3 separate regions of the Mus musculus genome follow, and regions 2 and 3 are each linked to region 1. A link is a loop called in an ENCODE intact Hi-C map of the cell type or tissue named here. Cell type or tissue: heart. All regions are shown on one strand.

Region 1 (8,000 bases):
CCATCCTAACTGCACAGGGGATCCAGCACCCACTTCTGGCCCCTGTGGGCACTGGGCATACACTGAATGCATAGACACACACGTGCAGGTAAAACACACAGAAAGTGGAAATAAATATATCTCTAGAAGAATAAAAAGCCTAAAGTCATATGAGATAAACACCATCATTGTAAAATACGTGTCTGGACAGTTTTCATCTTTATCTCTCTTACCTGCCAATTTTATTCACAGTCTACGTTAAAAAAATTTTTTTAAATCCCATTCATTTAAAAAACATTAAAAAGGAACAAAGTTTAATAGATTGGTGGCACATGCCTTTAATCCCAGAGTTCAAGAGCAGAGACAGGAAGATCTCTTGAGTTTAAGGCCAGCCTGGTCTACATAGCAAACTCCAGGCCAGCCAGGGCTACACAGTGAGACTCTGGCTCTAAAGACAAAAGGAGCTAAATCGTTTCTGGAACCTGGTGCTAGTGTAGGGTCTAGTGAGATAACACATAGTTTTCCACTTATACCCCAGGGGTTTTGTTTGTTTGTTTGTTTTGTTACGGTTCAAAAATATATTTTGTATTTTTCAGTTCATAAAATTTCTTTCACAAGCCACTAATGCATGTCATGTGGGATTTTGAAAAAGTCAGTTTCAGAGTCACACACTGTGATCTTTGAGCATCTTCCGTTCCCAAGGAGACGTGTAGTCTTTCCTATATTCTCAGGGAGCAGCTGCACGCTGCCTTTGGGTTTGCAAACAGCTCCGTGACCTAGTTCATAGTACAGAGCTTCACTGGATAAACACAGCCACCATGGAAACCAGAAGATTAATGTTTGGTTGGTAATTCATTGAAAAAACAAAAAATAAAACTCATGATTCAGCAAACTCAGAAACAGCTTTTAAAGCTGAGAGCGTGGTGAGGTTTGCCTAGGGGCGGTGAGGGGGACGGTGTCTGATGAATTACTGAGGAGAGCAAAGTTGAAGAAGGTGGCATTGTGACCACAGAAGAGACATCCCAATCTGCTTTCCAAACAGGAAAATAATAAGGATAGTAATTATGTTTTATATTTTGGTTCCTTTAAGTGATTTTGTTTTTTAATCATCTGCTCCAATTGGGATTAAAGGTCAGTTTCTACTGTTGTGTCTGCAGGTAGACATCCTGGTCATGGTGTGCATACACTGCACTCTTCTGAGGGTTTTCATGGAGTGGCTCACCTAGGGCCTTTCTGTGTCCGAGCCTTCCTTACAAGGTCCAAGGGTTGCGGAAGTACTGCAGCCAATGGTGACGGTCTGTGTGGGTGACAGACCTGCCAGCTCTTGTCCTCAGTTTAATGCTTACCTTTCCTCCTAGGAATCCAAAAATCCTCGTGGAATGCCTCACCCCAGACTTCCGAGGTGATCTGAGAGCAGTGGAGAAGGTGGCTCTGTCTGGATTAGATGTGTATGCACACAATGTGGAGACTGTCCCCGAGTTACAGAGGTGACTGCCCGTCAGTGGGTCCCAGTGCTGTGACCTCCCACCTCACAGCTGCTCCTTCCTGTCCCCGCTTCTTCTGCTCCTTTCATTCAGTTCTTGCTTCACAAATTAGTAGAAAATCAGGAATGCTGCCAAGAGTGAGTGGCCAAGGGCTAGAGAGATTGCTCAGGAACTAAGAGCACACGTGCTTGTGCAGAGTTCCGGGCATCTCTGAAGGCAGCATCACTGCACGTGCATTGAATTGTGTTTTTCCCCCACAGAATACTTATGAAATGGAAAATGATATAACAGAAAAATCACTGTGTTAAATCTTCTAAAAAGTAGACAGGGTAGCTGTCGGTGACACTGCCCTATTATCCCAGAGCTTAGAAGACTGAGGCAGGAGATCAAAAGTTTGGGAACCAGCCTGGGCTATATATACCTTTTCTTTAAAAAAAAGCCCAGAGTGATACTGTACGCCTTTAATCCCAGCACACAGGAGGCAGAAGCAGGTGGGTTTCTTGAGTTTAAGGCCAGCCTATCCTACAATTCAAGGCCAGACAGCTACATACATGCCTGTCTCAAAACAAACCCCAAAACAATCACCCCCCCCACATACATGCACACAAAACACTAGTATGCTCTAGTCTTCCTATTAATCTTAGTTGTTAGGAATTATGAAGAACTGTTATTCTACATAAAGAGTATATTCAGATTTCAGAAAAATTAAGAGTATTTTAGCTGCAGACAGATTAATATTTTCCTTTAACTTTATTGTGGATTTGGCTGTGATTTAATTAGCTACTCTTCACTGTTCTGTGTCTCAAATCTACAAGAAGTTACAGTGAATGGTACCAAGCACATTACTCCTGGATTGTAAGCATTCCAGAGCACAGCGTTAATCCAGAGGAGAAATATTTTGTCAGAAATGATTCTGGGCTGACTAAAGGACTCAGTGGGTGAGCTGTGTGTTGGTGAGCCAGATGACATGAGTTCAATCCCTGGAGCCCACGTGGTGGAAGAGAACTAATTTCAGCAAAGCTGTCCTTGGTGTCCACAGGTACCATTGTGAGTGTTTGCACACATGCACGCGCGCATACACACACACACACACACACACACACACACACACACACACACACACACGGTATCTTGCTAAGTGCACCCCGCTGCCATCCTAGCCCAGCACACATGTACACCCATGTACAAGTCATGAGGTTGAGGGGAGAGGGTTGCAAGTTCAAGGCCAACAACATGGATAGCATTACTGTCTCAGAAAGTATCAGTTTTCTATACTGTCAGTTTTATAACATTTTTAAATTGCTGTGTTTTAACTTGCATTTGTATGTGTGAATGTGTGCATGTGTGCAAGGACACAGACATCTATGTACAAGTCAAAGACAGCTTATTGGTTGTTGGCTTTTTCCTTGTATATGGGTGTGTTGCCTGTGTATTGTGCACATGCAGAGCCTCTGGAAGCCAGAGGCCAGAGGATGATGTCAGTCCCCTGGGACTAGTTGTTAGCCCCTTGTGGTACTGGAACTTGAACCTGAATCCTCTGGAATAGCAGCCAGTTTTCTGAACTACTGACCCATCTCTTCAAACCTCTGCCTTTTATTTAAATTAAAACAAACAAACAAAAATCCAGCACACAAGGCTGCATTAGAATTCAGCCAAGTGCTGATCTTACCTGAGTTTCTGCCAGCCCGTTGCCTTTCTTCTCATTTAAGCCATAGTGCTTTGGCCACTGTTGAAGGGTAGCACCCAGCCTGTTCCAACCCTGTGGCCATATCGCCAGCAGTGGGTGCCAGTCTCCCTGGTTTCACTTAGAAACCTTATCCAGCCAGTGAAAATCCCAGAATGCTTTTCCTCTGAGCCTGCAGTGCTATTACTTGCCAGTAGAGGGCAGGCCAACCTGCAGGAAAGACATGCTCATAAAAGTTTCAAAGTGGATGTTCCCTCCTTGGAGGTTTGTCTTGTCTTCTGCCAGGTTTCTTTTCTTGCTAGAGGTCATTATAATTTTGAGTTTCAGAATTCTAATTTCTCAATGTATAAACCAAGTGATTTTTTTTTTTCTTTTCGAGACAGGGTTTCTCTGTATAGCCCTGGCTGTCCTGGAACTCACTTTGTAGACCAGGCTGGCCTGGAACTCAGACATTCTCCTGTCTCTGCCTCCCAAGTGCTGGGATTAAAGGCGTGCGCCACCACGCCCGGCAACCAAGTGATTTCTAGTCTGGTTTTCGCTGTCTCAAGACTTGGGAGGCCTAAAGAGTTGACAGACCCAGGAAGCCCGGGGAAGAGCGGTTTTCTTTTCCATGTTAATAAACTTTGTGCACAGATGTACCACTAACACATATGCTCAGTGAACCGTATACTCTAGAGCAGTGGCTCTCAACCTCCCTAATGCTGAGACCCTTTAATACAGTCCCTCGTGTTGTGGGGACCACTGGCTATACTATAGTCTTTGTGGCTGTCACACAGTGTGGTTTTGCTACTGTTATGAATAGTCATGTAAACACTGGCGTTTCTGATGGTCTGAGGCACCCTGTGAAAGGCTAAGCAGCTTCTTCTAGAATGTGCTTTCTGAGCTTCCAGCTGCTTGCACAACAGTGCAGTTGGTTGAACTTGTTTTGTCACTGAGAGCCACCCTGTTTTCCAGGAAAGTTCGTGATCCCCGGGCCAATTTTGACCAGTCTCTTCGTGTACTGAGACATGCCAAGGAGGTCCAGCCTGATGTTGTTTCCAAAACATCGATAATGCTGGGCCTTGGTGAGACAGACGAGCAAGTCTATGCCACACTGAAAGGTAAAGAAGCTGAAAACAAAACCCTCCCCATTTCCCTGAGTGGTAGCAGGAGCTCCATTCTAAAGAGACTGTTAGCTTATGCCTCCTCCATGGTCATCAGTGCCGATGGCCCTGAGAACAGAGCACCTGCTGCAGGTGCAGGCCAGTAGGAGCACCGCTGCCTGCATGTCCACCTGCTGCAGGTGCAGGCGGTGGGAGCACCCTTGCCTCCATGTTCAGAACCAGAAAGGACATGGGCACAAACGGCAATATGTGCGGGAAGGGAGCCTTCCTAGGTCATGGAATGTGTGCATTTAGCCCTCTTCATCTTCACCTGTTCAGTGAAAACAGGATTTCATCCGCTCTTCTCTTTCTGCCTCCAGATGGTTTGAGAGGCAGTTAGGTACCAGGCATTGGTGGGTAAGGAAGATGCTGAAGCCATGGCTATAGCTTAGAGGTAGGCACTTGCCTACCAAGTACAACCAACAGAGAAGGACTCTGGTATGCCAGAGGCTAAGCCACACTCTGAGAACACATCCTGCTCACCGAGGAAAGTCCTAGTACAGCATGTTTGGCTCAGATAAATGCTTTTGCCCCAGAACCGTAGTTCCTTTGCCTTTTCTTTCCATTCAGGTAGAGTTGGAGTTGTTAAGAAAACACTTTAGGGCTCATGAGATGGCTCAGCTGTTAAGGCTAGGCTCACGCCGGGCGTGGTGGCGCACACCTTTAATCCCAGCACTCGAGAGGCAGAGGCAGGCGGATTTCTGAGTTCGAGGCCAGCCTGGTCTACAAAGTGAGTTCCAGGACAGCCAGGGCTACACAGAGTAACCCTGTCTCGAAAAACCAAAACAAATAAACAAAAAGAATCCCCCACCCCCTGGAAAAAAGGCTAGGCTCACAGCCAAGAAAATAAGAGTTCAGTTCCTAGCAACCATGGCTGTCTCTCCAGCCATCAATAAAAAAGAAAAGAAAAAGAAAAAGAAAAAAATATTTGAATGAAGGCTTAAGTATGGGGATTAAGAGAGACAGTAAAGGATTGTCAGGCTTGGCCGTGGCTTCTCAAGAGTCCTCTCCCTTCGCCTTTTATGCCTAACAGACTTCCTGCTCCAAATCCTCTCCTCCTATTTTAGCTTTTATTTGATACCATTAAATGCACTTATCTGTTTTTTTTTTCCCCCCTCTGAACCTCTTGCGCCACCAGGTCCAGCCTTATATTTTCCCTGTCTCCCAGTTTCACACTCCTGTGGTAATCATTGCTGTGTTTCCAATTCTCATTGGAATCCATGGCTCGATGTTTTTGAATGAATGGGTTTCTCCCATCTTGTATTGCCTATAACTGTGACAACCCACAGCATGCAAGTCCCCCTTACAGTACACCTGTAATTGTAACTGAACGCCTGCTAAGTGGAAGCTTTGCTTTTTCCCCTTTCAGCTCTCCGTGCGGCCGACGTGGACTGTTTAACTCTAGGGCAGTACATGCAGCCAACGAAGCGCCACCTTAAGGTACAAATGTCTGAGTTGCCAAATATTTTCTTAGTAATTTGAAGTAAGTCTTTATTGTCCACAGGTAGAAATTAGAAACCATTAGCTTTGTAGGATAATGTCTGTGTGTTTGTAGAAGTTTCCGTCTTATTGCTGCATAGAGCAGCAACGCTGGTACTTACTGTTACACAAACTGTCCGAGAGTTGAGAGGTGGGAGATAGTACTTCCTGCATTTGGTGGTCCTGTGACTTGGTTACAGTTGCCTGAGAGACAAAGCTGACTTAAGAGAAGGAAGGCAGTTTTCTGTTTCTATGATGGAGCGTTTATTTACTGGAGACTATTGTGTGGAGTAGTATCGTGTGCTGTAGTGAGCTCGGGCTGTGGTTCCGTGGTAGAGCCTAGCATGTGTGAGGCCCAGGGTCAACCCCTATACTGCCAAACAAAGAAAAGTAAAATATGCCAGGATTAGTGCTAAACATAACATACAAGCTGAGTTGGTCTCTCCTCAGGCAACTTATACGAGGTCTTGGAGTGACATTAACGTGCTTGCAGACTGAGGTCAGGTCCCAGAACACACTTTTTCCCCCTTAAGTCAGGAATGGTGGAGTATGCTTATACTCCCAGCACAGGGGAGACGAAAACAGGTAGATTCCTGGGGCTCACTTGCCGGCCAGCCTGATCTACTTAGAGTCCCAAGCCACTGGGGGGCCTTGTAGCAAAAGAAGGTGAGGAGTACCCGAGGAGCGGCTTCCAAGGTTGTCTCTGGCCTGTACACATGTGCGTGAGCACCGACAAAAGTGTGCATGCACACACATGCATATGTGCACACACATACAGACTCTTATAGGCACAACCAGTTCTGGCTTCTACTGTTAATAAATGAAGAACAAATATAAATGCTCTATATTCTTGTTTTCTTTACCCTTTGGAAAAGCTAATGTAGTAAAAGTGTTCTCCTTCCTCTCTAATTCCTCTGTGGTTATGCTCTAATAGAACCCAACACATAATCCAACAAAGGTGGGGGTCTGGGTACTACATGGGTATAGACTTATATAGAATCAAAATCACTAAGAATTCTGGAGTCTGGTCTAAAGTGATTATTTACATCAAGGTTGAAGAATATGTTACTCCTGAGAAGTTCAAATACTGGGAAAAAGTAGGGAATGAACTTGGATTTCTCTATACGGCAAGTGGTCCTTTGGTGCGATCTTCATATAAAGCAGGTAAGCTGACTGCAGGGGGTGGCTCTGTTCAGTCCATTAACTCCCACAGCCGTGCCCATCCCAAAGCTCCAGCCAACGCTCTAAAGCAAGTTACAATGGCTGTGGTTGTCTCTTACCAGGGGGATTAAAAAGAGGTCTTCCTTTCCTAGAAGGTCTCTCATAGCTTTGCTCCACAGGGTCATACTAAAAGGCTTCTCTTTAGCTTCATTTGTTTCTCATACACATCCTCGCTGTTCTCGATATCTCAGCCATATGACAAGAACACACACCATTCGCGTAGTTGGTTATTCCATGTGTGACTTTCAGTAGCGGATCTCCCAGAAACAGAGCATAGCCCATGTGATACAGTTTTCATTTGACAGTGGTGCCTGCTGCATCTCCATGTGCATCAAAAGCATTGCTTCTTGCACAGTTAATCTCCTTGTTGATCCCCTAGACATAAAAGGGAAAACTGAAATCATTTTATCCCTAAACAACTTTCTAGTGGTTTTACTAACTTATTTTTTACTTTTTTTTAAGACTTATTTACTTATCTCATGTAAGTAAGTACATTGTCACTGTCTTCAGACCAGAAGAAGGCATCAGATCCCGTTACAGATGGTTGTGAGCCACCATGTGGTTGCTGGGATTTGAACTCAGGACCTCTGGAAGATCAGTCAGTGCTCTTAACCACTGAGCCATCTCTGCAGCCCCTATTTTTTACTTTTGATATGTAGCTCTTGCTTTGGTAAGCTGACTGAGCTCATTTTGAAAGTATAGACATTTTCCAAGGGGTTAAAAACTCATTTGGAGCTAGGAATGTACTTCAGTGATAGAGCTCATCCAAGCATGCTTTAGGCGCCAGGTTCAGTTCTCAGCAGCACAGGAAGAGAGTAGGAAAGAAGCCGGGTAGTCAGGCTGCGGGGCCAGCATTTGGGAGGATGAAGAGGAAGCTGTTCCTCCCGTTCGTTAACTAGGGTCATCCATTGGGATTGGTAAACTAGGTGTTTAGGATATGTACAAAATATGTTAATTTATTAATGGTCATCTAAGGGATTTCTGTGTGCACTGAGATCTGAATCACAGATA
Region 2 (8,000 bases), 540 kb after region 1:
GTATCCCCAGGTAAGTGTGTTTAAATGGTCTTGGCAATGTCATACTGACTCATCCAGGCCGTTCTTTTCTATAAACGGGGCCGACACACATTCATAACACGCCAAAGGGACAAAGGAAACACTAATCCTCAAAGCAGGGATTGGAGACACTGGGTGCCATCAAATAGAGAGAAACTCTGTCAACTTCCCTTTTCCTCAGTTCTGCTGTGGGCATCTCTTACCTTTTACCTCTTTCTTTTCGTTTAGTGATGAAATAGCTCCTAAGTTCATCAGAACAATCCCGTTCCAAGCCAATGACCAGCTCTTCAGATGAGCTAAACTCCAGCTCTGTTGGACTCCAGGTAGCCACTAACATAGCATTTAGCATTCTTTCTTCCCCTTTCTGCCACATCTCATCTCACAGCTCTAGACTCCCCCATAACTACCCTGAGGAGCTAGATGGTATGGTGGAAACACAGCAGTTGTGTGAGGTGTGCCTACTGCTGCTGCAGCCTGGCTAGGAGTGAGCAGGAGAACCCAGGGCCCTGCATTTGGATGCTGATAGAGCAACAACCCTCCCCTACACACACCCCAAAGGATTAAGCTCTTTCTGCAGAGGGAGTCTGGGAAGATTGGATAAACTCTTTGAGTAAGGAAGGTATTAGCTGGGAAATGATGCAGCAAGTACTCCAGGGGCGCCTGGGACCCTGATGGAGTCTGTCCTTGTGTTGGACAAGACGGCCCTAAAGACAAGGCAGGCATTACAGGAGTTGCTAGTGGCTATGACAGAAGGTATCTGGTTTTCTTTTCTCTTCCTTTCCTTTTTAAAAACTCTTTTATGTGTATGAGTGTTTTGCCTGCATGTATATCTACACATGTCTGTGCCCAGTGCCCATGGATGCCAGAAAAAGGTATTAGATCTCCTGGGACTGGAGTTACAGATGTTTGTGAGCTTCCACATGGGTGCTCAGAACTGAATCCTGGAAAAGCAGCCAGTGCCCTTTAACCACTGAGTCACCTTGCCCGTTCAATACCGGGTACTCAGAAGGCTTCCTGTAGCTGATTCCATTGCACACAAGGTTTTAGAAATGACCTGTGGCTCAAGATGTTTTGTTTCCCTGATCACGTCCCATTTCTTACTCCAAATTGTGGCGTCCAATGTAGGTAGTAGAGTGGTAGCCACGTTGCTCATGATAACATGGCTGTATGGTAGATGGGGGCTTAGAAAAATGATGGGGTACTATCACATGGAGGCCAGAAAGTGAATGACAAGATGCAAGTCTCCCTGAGTGCCCGAATGGAGTGGATGAAAGCGGGAGTGTAGCCCCTCAATGTTGTGGCTGATGCCTCTCCTCTCTAGTGCTGGGACCCAGCAATGCTTGGGAGGAAGGGGAATATATGTGAACCAAGCGTATCCATCCCTCTGGCTTCTTCTTCCTGTAGTCCCCCAACTCTTACGCATGTTAGCGAATGGGGAATCGGGGTCTGAAATAGGAGTTTGGGTCAGGGATACTGCAGTTCAGCATTTCTTCTTGTCTTTGGAATGAGTCTTTCACCTTATCAACAAAACCAAACAAAACAAACAAAAACAAAAGCAAAAAGAAAACAACCTTCAGGTGAAATCTGCAAGTAGAAAAGGCACTATTTACCAGCTATTGTGATTTACCCGAAGTTGACTGGATTCTTAAAATGAATGTTCCTTTTGCTTTCACAGTAGTTTAGAAAACACTGGGGGGCTGGCTATGAAGGCTGACACAGACTGCTCTTGCATGGGGCATGAGTTCTGTTTCTAGTGCCTACACCAGGTGACTCAGAACCACCTGTAATGTGACTCAAGTTCCAGGTGATCCGATGGCCCTGCCTCTGTGACATGTGCACATGCCTCCATTCCACCCCATATAATTTTTAAAGGACATTTTACACTAGCTTATAGATCCTGTATTAATTGTTATGATACATGGGTTGCTGCGACAAGACGGCTGTTCTCCCACAGATGGGGAAGTTAAGAGTGGAGACAGCTCACCCAAGGTCACACAGCCAGCAAGTGGCAGAGTTTAGGGTTTCTCTTACCCCGGCACCTGTCACCATTATTCTTAGAGATGAGAAGTCACTTGGACACATAGCACGCACTCCAGTTCAGATTGCCAGCTTCCCTCTGGGTTGTTTCCGACAGGTGCATTGTGACCCTCTGGGCATTTCAATGATGGTCCCCCCCGCCCCCGGCTTTTATTTCTGTCCTGGAATTTGCAGCCTTGACTCATGAGGAATGCATTCGGGAGCATTCAGGTTTAGGGAGACAGACATTCTTCTTCAGCGACAGAAGAGGAAGAAAAGGAAGAAGCAGAGAGAGCTCAGCTGAAGGGGAGGAATTGTTCTAGCAGGGGTGGGAGTCAGAGCCACTTCCCTCTGACCTGAAAGGCTGGGGGCTCCCCTCTGCCTCCTGTCTTGGGTCGAAGTAATTCTGCAGGTCAACCAGTTGCAATGCCAGCTTTTGTGAAAAGTCTCCTGAAATCTATCTAACTTGTTTGAATGTCATTTTCCTGTCTAGAAAACGGAGATGGTGATGTTGTCTTCTGCACTGGGCCAAAGAGGATTTAAGAGAGTAATTCACTAGCTGAAGCAATTTGATTTTCTACTGAGAGGTTCTATGCATGTATAAATGGTCACATATCAGTGATATTTACATATCAGTGACATGTAAATGACACATACAAATCATTATCAATTTTAAATTATCGATAACATTATCAATTATCAGTACATATCCGCTATATATATATATATATATAAATGATAATAAAATATCAGTCAAAATTTCAAAGATCTTAGTGATTAGCACAAGAGAACTTTAAGAAAACATTGGACATGTTGTAGCTATGACAAAAAGTAGATTCGAGAGAAGGAATGTCTAAGACCAGCACGTAAAAACAGTAGAACCAGCCTCCTTTTTTCAGGAAGTGACTCCATTTTGACAAAGTCTTGGGCAATATGACGTTGGACACAGAAACCCAGGAGACCTGAGTCTATACTGAGACCTGAAGTCATGTGCCTATGAGGAACCCTGGACGGTCATCTCCTGCTGCCCTCTGCTGGTCATGGGTGATTCCTGCATCTTGAGAGGAGGTTAGAGAGAACCTGTGTGCCACCACCCTTCCTGGCCCTCTCTTGCCTCTTCTTTTCCCATCCACAGTGGTCCCACTGAGGCTTGGCCTACAGCCTTCAAAGTGTCACTTTCTCTGCAGCATACCTAAAGGTCCCCCAGTTCTCCCTAAGTTCTTATAAACTGGCAGAGAATGCTGAGATGCTCAGGAGTAAAGAACCAGCGAGAGAGCTTTCCTGGAGAGCGTTTGTTCTAAAGAGTAAACATTTGTTTTAATGATTTAACAAAGCAAGTAAAGTCTGGCTTAGCAGTGCATGCCTATAACCCCAGCATTTCGGAGACTGAGGCAGAGGGATTGCGCTAAACTCAAGGCTACTTGGCTACATAATGCGTTCTAGGCCAAGCTTTGTCTAAAGTGAGACCATGAGACCATGTCAATAAACAAAAGTCAGAGGAAGTGAAATGCAGGCTAGCCTCAAACTCACAGAGATCCACCCGCCTTTGCCTCCTGAGTGCTGGGATTAAAGGCGTGCGCCACTGTGCCCAATGGCCCTCCTCTTTAAGAAGGAATCAAGCTTTTAGGGATGAAATCTTTTTATTTCTTTCGTGGTAATTCTGGAAGAAAATTTCAAAAAAAGTTTTACTTTTTTTTTGGTATGAGATTGATTTTATTTTACTTGAAAATGAAAAGCTGAAATTACTGGTTTTATAAAAAGTTTAAAAAATGTAGTTTTTGCTCATACAAATATAGGCAGCCAAAGGTAGGGGTGGTAACTCCAGGTACATCACTGGGGTCGTTCTACCTTTCTATGTGGGGGTAGATATGGGCAATATCCGTTGTATATGTAAGTAAATTTTTCAATAATGAATAAAAGATGAAAAACATATTGAATGAAAAAATTAGAGATAAACAATTCACAAATTTCAAATTGACACTGTTCTTAGTAGCATAATAAAATCTCCTGCTGGCCTGCCACCCAGGAGGGGAATTGCTCCTTTGTCCAGTGTATCAATTCTGTATGGTCCCTGCCCACTGGATACATAGTAGCCATCTCTTTGTCAGATCAACCGCCCACATCCCGTGGTACATGCATTTAAGTATCTCTCCCACACTAGCCTAAAGCTATGCTAATTTCATCTTTAGGCTCTGTATCCTCTCACATTGCTGGAAGAAGAGTGAATACAAACTGCAATTCAGTAATCAGGGCTTGGTGGCTCACTCCTCTAATCTCAGTACTTAGGTGGCTGAGGTAGGGGGGCTGTAAAGTGAAACCTTGTCACAGAATGACAAGAACTGTTTGTTCCTAGAAAGAAACTGTATTTTATAACTTTAATTGCAGTGGATTGTCACAACTGTTCTATTTTACTACCATTATTATTGTTAATTTCTTTTTTCTTTCCTTTTTTTTTTTTGTTTGTTTGTTTTTTGTTTTTTGAGACAAGGTTTCTCTGTGTAGCCCTGGCTGTTCTGGAACTCACTTTGTAGACCAGGCTGGCCTCGAACTCAGAAATTCACCTGCCTCTGCCTCCCAAGTGTTGGGATTAAAGGCATGCGCCACCACTGCCCAGCCTGTTACTTTCTTTTGTACTTGATTATAAATTACTCATTATATATATATATATATATATATATATATATATATATATATATATATATATATACATGTGTGTGTGTGTGTGTGTGTGTGTGTGTGTGTGTGTATGCATGGGTATTGTGCATGTGAATGTGTGGACTGCAGACTTCAGAAGAGGGTATCATGTTTCCTGGTGCTGGGGTTACAGGCAGTAGTGAACCACCCAATGTGGGGACTGGGAACCAGGTTCTCTGGAAGAACTCTCTGTGTTTCAGCGTTCCACTGGGGGGGAGGGGGGAGTGTCACCTACAGGTAGGAGGGACTGCTCTGTCTGCTTTCCTTCTCTTGTGAATGTTAAGGCTATGGATGCTTAAGACCAGATGAGGGATTTATGTTCTTGGTTATCCTTTTACTTGATGTCTCCGGAGGCTCTCCTTGCCTTCCTGCAGGAGCTGGTTAGACATGGGGTCCTTGACCAGGGCATCCTCTTTATTTTATCATAGACCTTTTGAAACAGACAGTGTGCAACTGATAAAACCCTCGTGATTGCAAAAATCTCTGTTTATGTCCCTTGGTCGTGGCTGTGATCTTTGATCTCCGACCACGGAGCCAGCAAGCATCTGCAACCAGATGATGAAGAGGGTACCCGCCATGTGCTCCTCAACCTTGAGGAAGTGGGGAATCTCAAGGATCCTGGATTAACCACATGGGGAGGGAGCCTTTTAGAACTCCTTTCAGCCACTCCGTTCCTCAGAGTAGCCAAAACAGCTATCTCACCAAGGCGAGAAAAGCTTTACCTGCCAAAGTTGCCCAACTTCCTTGAACACAACCCTGCCAGCCACTGGACTTCTAAGAAATGGCTAGGCTGCAAATAATAGCCATTGTGCGTGCTTCCTAAAGTTGGTGCATGGACCTATTGGTGGATGGTCGCTATGGCTATGAGATGCTGCCTTTTTTCCTCTCTGTGACACAGAGGATAGCTGAGTGACAAGGATGGCAGTCATTCGATGCAGACAGACACAGCTGGATGACACCTCTCTTCCAGTGGGATATACCTCAGGGTCAAGAAGACTAGGCCTGATTAAAGGGGAAAGGAACCTAGAATGTTCTGGAACAAGGCAAAATTTATCAGGAAGGCTGATAAAATCCTATCTGACTTCAAGCAAGTGACAGCAGTTTCCTTCCTGGGGGCTGCCCAGTGTTTGACCTCCTCCTGCTTGATAAGTAATTTGGATTCTCTATGTCAGCCTGCTTTGACCAGGGCCCAGCCCTCTGACACACCACTACATTCAATTCTAGATGGTCACTTTGTTGCATTTACTGGGGGTTCACTAGGTGCCAGGCACTTTTCAGATATGCTTTTTCTTCTTTCTTATCATTTTATGCAATTATGTCTCAGTTTGGGTTACTATTGCTGTGATGAAACACCATGACCAAAGCAGCTTGGGGAGGAAAGGGTTTATTTAACTCACAGTTCCATAAAACCGTTCATCATCAAAAGCATTGAGGGCAGGGACTCAAGCAGGGCAGGAAGCTGGAGGCAGGAGGTGATGCAGAGGCCGTGGAGGAGGAGGGCTGCTTACTGGCTTGCCTCCCATAGCTTGCTCAGCCTGCTTTGTTATAGCACCCAGGACCTCCAGCCCAGGGATGGCACTACCCACAATGGATTGGGCCCTCCCTTATCAATTACTAATTAAGAAGATGCCTTACAGCCGGGCATGGTGGCGAACACCTTTAATCCCAGCACTTGGGAGGCAGAGGCAGGCAGATTTCTGGGTTCAAGGCCAGCCTGGTATACAAAGTGAGTTCCAGGACAGCCAGGGCTACACAGAGAAACCCTGTCTCGAAAAACCAAAACAAATAAACAAACAGACCAACAACAAAAAACTCTAACTTGTGTCAAGTTGGCATAAAGCTAGCCAGCACAAATTGTTTGAAAGTTGGCCCAGGTTGGCCCAGAGTAGCCCAGGTTGTCCTCAAACTCATGATATTCCCTGTATCCTTGTGTGTTATACTCACTGTATTTTTTTTTTTAATTTAATCTCATGGTTACTATTACTGCCACTCTACAGATCAGGTGACTGACCCAGAATCTCAGTGCCTTTCTTCAGGTCACACAGGAAAGGCATGGCACAGCTTATTACTGCCTGGAGCCCAAGTCCATGCTGTCCACTCTACTGCAGGCACTGGACTAGCTGCCAGTTTCCTGATGCTTGGGCCTCGAAAAAATCGGGACACACTTGGTGAGGAGTTTGAAGCCTAAGGAGACGAGGCCAAGGCAGCAGTGGGTCACTCTTGACCTGGATGAAGTAAGGTTTTGAAGATATGCATATTGTGAAATGTTGTCAAGATGTCATGGGGGAAACAAGAAGGTGTGGGGGAGGAATAGAGTTGAAACGGAAAGCATTCTTAGAATAGATGACATGCTTCCTGCATGACCAGCGGCACTGGGAGAGCTTGCTGAGTGTCCAACAGTGGCTTGAATCCTCTACTTGTACGAACTCATTGAGCCATTCCATGCGGTCAGACAGCAGCACCATGGGTATCCTTGGTGTATAAATGGGAAAGGAGACACAGCCACTTCAGATGAAGCCACACTACTTTGAGTGGGAAGAGCTGGGTTCTGATCCAGCTGGTAAGGCTGGGCGTCTGTGGTGTTCATTCACCATTGGCCAGTGTGTCTAGCCCTCTCTCTTCCTCGGTGCTGCGGCTGGGTGCACCTGCCTGGCCCTCAAGCAGATTCAGTAATTGCATACAAAAGCACTGTGTTTCCTCCCTTAGAGCCTTTTAAATAGAGATTTCTAGCCTGTCCTTTCTCATCTCCAAAGGAAGCACGCCAATGCTTCCAGAGAGCTCCCTGAAACCAGAGCTAAAAATGGGTGCGCCCAGCCGGGCGTGGTGGCGCACGCCTTTAATTCCAGCACTCGGGAGGCAGAGGCAGGCGGATTTCTGAGTTCGAGGTCAGCCTGGTTTACAAAGTGAGTTCCAGGACAGCCAAGGCTATACAGAGAAACCCTGTCTCGAAAAACCAAAAAACAAACAAAAAACCAAAAATGGGTGCGCCCATTTTTTTTGTTGTTGTTGTTTGTTTTTGGGATGGAAGTTTTAGAACAATTAAAAGCAAGTACCCAAAAGCTGTTGTGAAGAGCTTACCAGTCAAACATGGCACAACCTGGTAGCAAAATACTTGAAGACAGCGGTGGCTTGTGGTCCCAGCATCGGAACCCCCTTGAGCATTCCGACTGCGACTAAGTTTAAGGGGACGGGAGGAATCCTGATTACAGTAGAATGCGAAGTGCTAATTGGCAAATGTGCCAGGACTGAGAAAACCCCCATCTGCAATCATC
Region 3 (8,000 bases), 91 kb after region 1:
TGGGAAGGTGCTTACCTACCACGGACAGAGGGCTGGGTTCAATTTGCAGCACCAAGCAAAAGTGGGTTGAGAAGGACGCGGATGCTGGGAAACCCACTTCTCCAAGGTTCCACAGGTCTAAAGGTGAATGATGGCACACACACCAAAGATCATTAAACAGATCTAAGGCTGTTCTACAAGAAGCTGCTGAAAATTCGTTTTCTGAGAAAAGAACAGGCCTGAGGAGGAGGAACACAGAAGCGTCCACAAGTTCATCCATCCGGCAACAGGCACAGCGTTCCTATTAGGCCTTTCTGAAGAACTGCCAGCGTAAGACGCATAAAACAATTAAACTAAGGCAATCCAGCTAGTGGTAAAGGCTGTGAGTAAGGTAAGAAGAATAGAGAAATGAGGTGATTTCTTTAAAAAGCCAACATCTGAACTGCAACTTGAATGACAGAAATGAACTGGCCAAGGCAGACTTGGAGAATACTGGAGCCCCGGGGTACAGGAAGAGCAAAGGCCTTCAGGCAGTTGTTCAAATGCTAGTAGATTCAGACATAAGAGAAAGAGATGAAAACCAAGAATACACCAGCTCCAGCGTACAGGACTAGGTAGGAAGTACCTAACAAACCTGATATTCAAAGGCTGACCTCCAACTTAACGACACCTGCTTGCCTCTGCCTCACAGGAGTGCTGGGAATTAAAGGTTTCTGTCACCAGGCCAGGCCAGGGTTTTATCCTGAATGGGAGCCTTTCAATCAAGTAAGTGTGTGTGTGTGTGTGTGTGTGTGTGTGTGTGTGTGTGTGTGTGTGAGTGTGTGTGTGTGTGAGAGAGAGAGAGAGAGAGAGAGAGAGAGAGAGAGAGAGCACACCCAAGTGAGTGTGCGAGCACTTAAACTAAAATTTGAGGAAACTCTTAGGCTGTGATATGAGGAATGCACCGTAAGTAAGTAGCCAAAGTTGGAGACAGGCCAGGAAATTACTTCAGTTGACCACATAAGAGACTGTGGTAGTCTAGCAAGGGCGGTAGCACCAGGGATGGAAAAGGAGTGCACACTGAGTGCTGTAATCTCTTTTAATTAAAGGCTGGAGAGATGGCTCAGTCATTAAGAGCACTTGCTTCTTGTTGAGAGGACCCCAGTTTGGTTCCTAGTACCCTTGCCTGGTGGATCATAAACTCGTAACTACTTTAGATCTAGCACTAGGGAATCCAGTACCCTTTTCTGGCATGTGCGCACACACACTCACATACACATTAGATATAGACATACACAAAAAAATAAATTGTAAAGATTTGTAAAAATTAAAGAAAAAAACCATGTGACAGAGAGTACTTGCCATCTGGAATTACTTAGGAGATGATGAACGACAAAAGAGACTTACAGGTCTTAGGGAAGCTTATGAGACATCAGCCCAAAGTGGCATTAGCAGACTTAGGCTACTTCACCATACTTAGCCTTTGAAGTTGGGGTTTAGAGGGCATTTCATTTCTGGATAGGCTCCTTTGGAGTCAGTGGTTAAAAACCAAACAACAAAAAATGTGTAATAGATGGCACATACCTAAACCCCAAAGCTAATACAGTAATTAAGTATGCTATGCAGCAAAATAGATTCCTCCAGACTCTTATGGACTGGGATGGTAACAGGTGCCTGCATGTGGAATACAGTATAACTAAGGGTTAAACCTAAACTTCCCTGTGAAGTCATTAGATACAAAAAACTTCAGTAACATTCCACATTGCACTTGCTGCCTGGATTGTTTAACAAGCCAAGTAAGCCTACACGCCATTCGGTGTCTGTTTTACTAAATCTCACAGTATCACCAAGAGACATAGGGGGAAAACTTTCCACACCATGGCTTTAATAACTACTGCTTTTCCAACATGGTGGAATTTCACCCTAAAAGGTCCATAGGCCATAGCTGCAAATACATACGTACATACATACATACATACATACATAACTCAAAAAAGTACCGGTATGTAAAGCCACAGCGAGGGGTGGCTCTGAGATTACAGCACTAACTACTCTTCCAGAGGACCTGGGTTTGGTTCCCAGCAACACAGCCACTCATAATCCTCTGTAACTTCAATCCCAAGGATCCACCACCTCCTTGAGCACCCAGGAATGCACAAGGTGCACAAACATACATATAGGCAAAATACCCATTAACATTAAATAAAATAAATAAGTAAATAACAAATGTAGTATGATACCATATTTTTGTAAAGCAATTGCAAAAGCATCTTGAAGGATATGAACTAACATTCCGGCAAGAGGAGAGACGCGATTATCATTCTTTCCTCCTCATGTACTTCTATAAACATCTCCTCCAATCACTACAAAAACATCTCACAAAACAAAAAATATTGTTTTAGAATAGTAAAAAGGGTGAGGGTTTTTTAAAAAAATCTGAAAAGGGGGAAGTGCAAAAAGAAAATTCTCCTTTGTCTATATCATCAAGATTCCAAGTATGGGAGAAAAAAAAGAGGGAAAATCCATGATCTACACAGGAGGAAAAGATTTGATACGAGGTCCGTTACTGCCCAAGGGCACACCCTTCAAAGATAGGGGTCTAAATTCCTAAGACTTCTTCCCAGATTTGATGGACAGCAATCAATCTGTTTCCTCGTTCCTTCCTGCTGCTTTCCACAGAAACACTATAAGTATCTTGGAGAGGGGGAAATGTCCCTTTTCGAAAACACGATGGAACATCCAGGCTTGGTTTTCTGGTCTGAGTGCGGAGGGCAAAAGGGTGGGCGGCTACACTGAAGGAATCTGCGCGAGCAGGGAGTCACCTGAAGCAGGAGCACGCAGCTGCTTCCCCTAACCTCCACAGCAGACACAGGGCAGCGAGCGTTTCCAGACTAGAACCCTTGGTAAACTGTAGGTTTTTCCCAATTCTGGTACGGATAGCTGCCAAGTGACACCACAACACAAAATCGGGAGGGTGTCTTCCACACATGCAGGTATAAATGCTTCCTGAAGCTCATCAGGCGCTCCAGCTGTAAACCCAGGGCACTCCATTACTAAGGCCGCATCCTCGGCTTTTCCAACTGGGGCAACTAAAAGCATCCTGCCGCCTCGCTACAGTTAGCAAGTATCATCTTGGCTAAAATCCTAACGTTTAAGCAGCCACTTCGGAAAACTTCGGCTTTAAGCAGCGACACGGATCTCAAACCATTGCCAGGCTGTTGCCCTGCATTCCTTCCGATAACGGTGCTGCTACCTGCTCCATTGTCAGCCCCGGCTCCACGTACTGAACCAACAGAACTGAACCAACAGAAAAGGGGAATCCTTTAAATCCGCAACACAATGGAGGCTAAAGAAGAGCTCTGGCTTTTAGGATGGCAGCTACCAACACACCACAACAAAAGGGCCCCGTCCGGGTGACTTCATCGAACCCACCAGGCAAACGCCACCGCCCGGCCTTCGGGGTGACTGTCCCTAACCCCCTGCACGCCCGCGCCGCCTATGGGGCCCTAAAAGTGAAAGCACCCGGACTGCGGGTGCCTGTGCAGCCCAGCTGCAGGCTGCCGGGCCAGCGGCTGCGGGCTCCCCGGGTGCAGCGCCCAGCCAAAGGCGCCCGCTCCGCCGCAGCGGTCCCCGGGTGCGCGCGGCCACAGAAGTGGCGACGCCAAGAGGGTCGCCGAGGAGGGCGGTGGGCCGGGGAGAGAGGGGGGGACGGGACACTCACCCGCCCAAAACAGCGGCGGGCGGGGAGGGTGGCGGCCGGGAGCGTTCCGGACGCCGCTGTCGCTGCCGATGCTGCTGGCCGCCGGCCTCCTCCCCTCTGTTTGGATTCGATAGACCACGTCACTCTTAGCCACGAGACCCGGATCTGCGGGCTCCCCGAGGGCGGCGCAACAGATTGTAGCACCCGGAGCCGCTCGTGACCCTACCTAGGGAGCATGCGCGTGTCGCGCGGGCCACCTGCGTCGGAGGGGGGCGGCTCCCGCAGCTCCGGCGCTGACGTGCGTGGGCGCGCCCGGCGTGGGGGAGGCAGTTCCGGTGTGGCGGGGTGGGGTTGCTCCACCGAGAAGGAAGGGCAACCCGGCTGTTAAGTTGTCCCACGTCGCCTCCGTGCTGTCTTCCGTGGTCATGATCATCTGACGTGTCTGTCTGTTTGTCGAGGGAATGGCTTCTGTCCACGGCGGTGTTTAGTCATACTTAGGCGGAGGGGCGCGCGCACAAATTGATGACTGCTGAGACCCGGTCTACCTGCAGAGGTGGCGGTGGGAGTTCATCATCAGGCACGCGTGAAAATCGGAACTCGAAGATTACAGAAGCATGTCAGCTGGGAGGTGGGGAGGGATGAGTGATCCTGATGACGTTCGGATTTTGGATTGGAAAACAGACCTAAATTAAGTTCAACCTTAACCTTAAAAGAGAGATGTTAGAAGCCGGATGTGATGGCTCAACAGCAGAAGCAGAGACAGGCTGGTTTGCAGAGCGAGTTGCAGGACAGCCAGGGCTGCATTGAGAAACCCTGGGGGAGTGGGTGGGAGTATGTGAATTTGAGCCCAGCCAGTGCAGCATAGAATATGTCTGGGTTTTTTTGTTTTTTGTTTTTAAAAGTGAGGGGAGCCTAGCCATGGGTTTGCCCTCCTAGTGGAGGAGGGAATGTGGCCAAAGGAGGTAGCAGCACACCATTCTTGGGCTTGGAAGTTAGGAAGCAGTATTTCAACAATCCAAAGACAGCTTAATTCCCATGTAAGAAAGGACGGGAAATACCAGCAAATTGAAGTGTGGAGCCTGATAAGCAAAAAGAGCACCTCTGGAAGCAGCTGTGGCAGCCGTAATTCTACAGATGTATCCAATGACCTCGAGGAACTCTGGACGAAACTAAGCATATTTTTATAAGAAAGTACAAGAAAAAAATTATCCTGAGAATCTAAAGTCTGGACAAAAAATAGTGAACGGCAGAAAACATCCACTTGGAATTTCATTTTCTTCCCTAATAGTTTAACAATCTGACAACAAAAAAAGAAAAACAAAACCCTTTAAAACAGTGCTGCACAGTCTGTCTTTGGCTACATGGTTCACAATCCGTGTTCTACTGAGGTATGGCCTGCTTTCTTTGGTAAGGTTACAAGTTAGAAAAGAAAACAAAACCCGACCAGCGAAAACAAGCAGGGGAGCTCTGTCTTCCCTGGTACACACTGTAACTACAAAATTTCAATGAAGAAACATCCCATATTTAAAACAGAGGAAAGAAACCTTCATGATTCTCAGTGGCTGAGCTGAGAAAAACAAAACTGCTCCGGGAAGTGATGGCACATCCCCTTAATCCCAGCACGAGGAAGGGAAGGTCTGTGGAACTCTTGAGTTTAAGGCTCCCTGGTCCATAGAGTTCCAGGAGAGCCAGGGCTACACAGAGAAGCCCTGTCTTGAAAAAACAAAACAAAACAAAAAGCGGTGGTGGTGCACGCCTTTAATCCCAGCACTTGGGAGGCAGAGACAAGGCAGATTTCTGAGTTGGAGGCCAACCTGGTCTACAAAGTGAGTTCCAGGACAGCCAGGGCTACACAGAGAAACCCTGTCTCGACCACTTGCCAAACAAATACACCACGAACCTGACTTCCCAGCTTGTAATCCACTTGTATGCGTTATTTTTACTTTATTCCTTAAAGTCACCTATTTTCTTTGACGTCTGCATGAAATATTTTCAGAGATTCTACATCAACCAAGTGACACTATCCTTTTTCATGTAATACTAGCACTTTATGAAGACAGCATTTCATACACATATATGTAACTTATTTTTACTTCTATGTGCATTGGTTTTGACTGCATGTATGTCTGTGTGAGAGTGTCGGATCCCCCTGGAACTGGAGCCACAAGACAGTGCTGAGCTGCCATGTGGGGGCTGGAAATTGAAACCAGGTCCTCTAGAAGAGCAGCCACTGCTTTCAAACTCTGAGCCATCTTTCTAGGGCCCAAGATGGCATTTGTAATTGTTCCCATCCTATTGGATGCTCTTGACATTTCTTTCTTTTTCTGAGACAAGGTTTCTCTCTGAAGCCCTGCCTGTTCTGGGACTCATTCTGTAGACCAGGGTGGCCTGGAACGTAGATCTACCAGCTTCTGCCTTCAGGGGCTGGGGTTAAAGGCTTGCACTGCCATGCCCAGAAATGTTTACTTCAACTCTTGATAGGTTACAAACATTACGCTGTTATCACTGCTGCCTTATGCAAGAATATTTTACAAAAATATTTGTTTATTTTTACATATCTTGTTTTCTTCAGGTGACACCATATTCGTCTATCTCATTTTTCTTTTACCTAAGCATATGTATGTTGTCTAATTCATTTCAGATTTACTGAAAATTAATTTTCTAAGAATTCTTTTGTATTTTAACATCCTTATTGAGGTATAATTCCTAATTCTGCCCTTTCAGTTCCATAGTTTCAAGAGCATTTTTGGGCTCAGAATTTTACACCATTACTAGTGTTAAAATACAACATATTTTCATTATATTTGTGCTTCTTTTGGAGACATGAGGTCCTTGTACTCACACAGCACCAGGAGAACCAGGAATGTTAACACTTGTGTCTTCCCAACAGAGGAGATAAAATCAAATACCCGAATTCCATCCCCAAAGCTGAAAGTGGATGTTGTTAGTTAATGACCTGGTGACCTTTTTGCTATCAGTAGGGGCAGACCTCACCCTAATTCCCAAGAATGATTACCTCAGGTGCTTCCCTCCCTAGACTCTACTTATTCTTAGTTTAGATGTCTCCTGGCCTGTTGACCTCTATGCTGTCAGAGACCACACTAGAGTCTAGGTCTTTTAGCTATAGAACGCCCCACCCCTCACCCCCCCCCCCACACACACACACACTGATGGTCACAGGTACCTTGTAAAGAGTTTCTATCTTAATCTTTATTGTGCACCTGGATTTGGGCTGATTGGACTGATTGCTGCCTGGAAACCTTTTCCCAAATTCTATTGTGCTTTTAACTATGCTGGCAATGAGTTACCTTCTAAAATCTGACCCAGGTTGACAAAGCCAGTCTGCACCAGGATTTCATTTTCTTCTTTTTGAGGGGTTCACTTTCCTATATGACACCAGCAGGGACCCCCCTTTTTTCTTTTTTCGGGGGCGGAATTGAGACAGGGTGTAGTTCCAGCTGTGCTGCAACTCACTCTGGAGACTAGATTGGCCTCTAACTCAAAGAGATCTACCTGTCTGTGGGGATAAAGGCATGGGCCACCATTGCCTGGCACATATTTTGAATGAAATTTTATAGATATAGATTTGAATAGTTTTCCCCCCAAGATAGGGACACTATGGAGCCCCCCTATCTTGACTCCATTTTCTTTTTGATTGAATGATTTCTTTTTGAAAGAGGGGATCAAATAAAAGATGAAATTTATAAGTTAAAAAAATGTGTGGGGGGCAGTTTTATTAGGAAGTAGTAAGGAGAATCCTTGGGAGAGCAGGCCTGGTGGGGGCAGAGGGGGGGCATAGTCCACTGTATGTCCTCAGTACTTGCTTTATAAAGTAAGTTACAAGAAAAGATGTTGGGCCCGGCAGTGGTGGCACATGCCTGTAATCCCAGCACTCGGGAGGCAGAGGCAGGCAGATTTCTGAGTTCGAGGCCAGCCTGGTCTACAGAGTGAGTTTCAGGACAGCCAGGACTACAGAGAGACCCTGTCTCAAAAGCAAAACAAAAAAAAAAAAAAAAGAAAAAGAAAAAAGAAAAGATGTTGGGATCCTAGGTCGCCGCCAACATGAACGTCAGTGATTCTTACCTCTGGAGTGTCCTGTTACCTCAGGGTTTGTTGGATCAGTAGGATAGTGCTAAAATGTGGCTTCTGGGGGTAACTCATAAATATGCTCATTGGAGCTTCCCTGTACCCCTTCTTTTAGATTACCTGTTTGGAGGGGGCTGTCACTCTTTAACATCAGCTCTATGAAGAGGCCCAGGTAGAGAAAACAAGAGTCCAGCAGCAGGGCCTAATGACACAGACCTGTAATCCCAGCAGCTGTAGAAACTTAAGGCAGGGATAT

The links. Hi-C counts contacts between places; a loop is a spot of excess contacts. Peaks named below come from ENCODE experiments on the same cell type or tissue, not always from the same donor. Only the 100,000 strongest peaks of a DNase experiment are listed, where the experiment ranks them.
Region 2: it touches region 1 in a loop (4-fold over the local background); 2 of 42 quality-filtered maps call a loop at or near these places.
Region 3: it touches region 1 in a loop (2.1-fold over the local background); 4 of 42 quality-filtered maps call a loop at or near these places.

The regions. Positions count from the first base shown.
Region 1 is chr5:65,398,510-65,406,509 of GRCm38, forward strand. It overlaps Lias (lipoic acid synthetase), which reads left to right. Exons shown (of 11, transcript NM_024471.5): 7 at 1,338-1,466; 8 at 4,102-4,247; 9 at 5,659-5,729; 10 at 6,821-6,932. Among named protein-coding and RNA genes, the nearest start is that of Lias, 11 kb to the left of the region's middle. In heart, a CTCF peak has its summit at 3,328 (motif pointing right); a DNase peak (open chromatin) is centred at 3,352.
Region 2 is chr5:65,935,156-65,943,155 of GRCm38, forward strand. It overlaps a transcript of Chrna9 not described here. Among named protein-coding and RNA genes, the nearest start is that of 4930480C01Rik, 12 kb to the right of the region's middle. In heart, a CTCF peak has its summit at 3,074 (motif pointing left); a DNase peak (open chromatin) is centred at 3,056; H3K27ac peaks cover 626 bases.
Region 3 is chr5:65,489,057-65,497,056 of GRCm38, forward strand. Smim14 (small integral membrane protein 14) reads right to left here and starts at 3,827. Exons shown (of 5, transcript NM_133697.4): 1 at 3,680-3,827. In heart, a CTCF peak has its summit at 3,455; DNase peaks (open chromatin) are centred at 955, 3,065, 3,475 and 3,845; H3K4me3 peaks cover 2,497 bases; H3K27ac peaks cover 2,527 bases.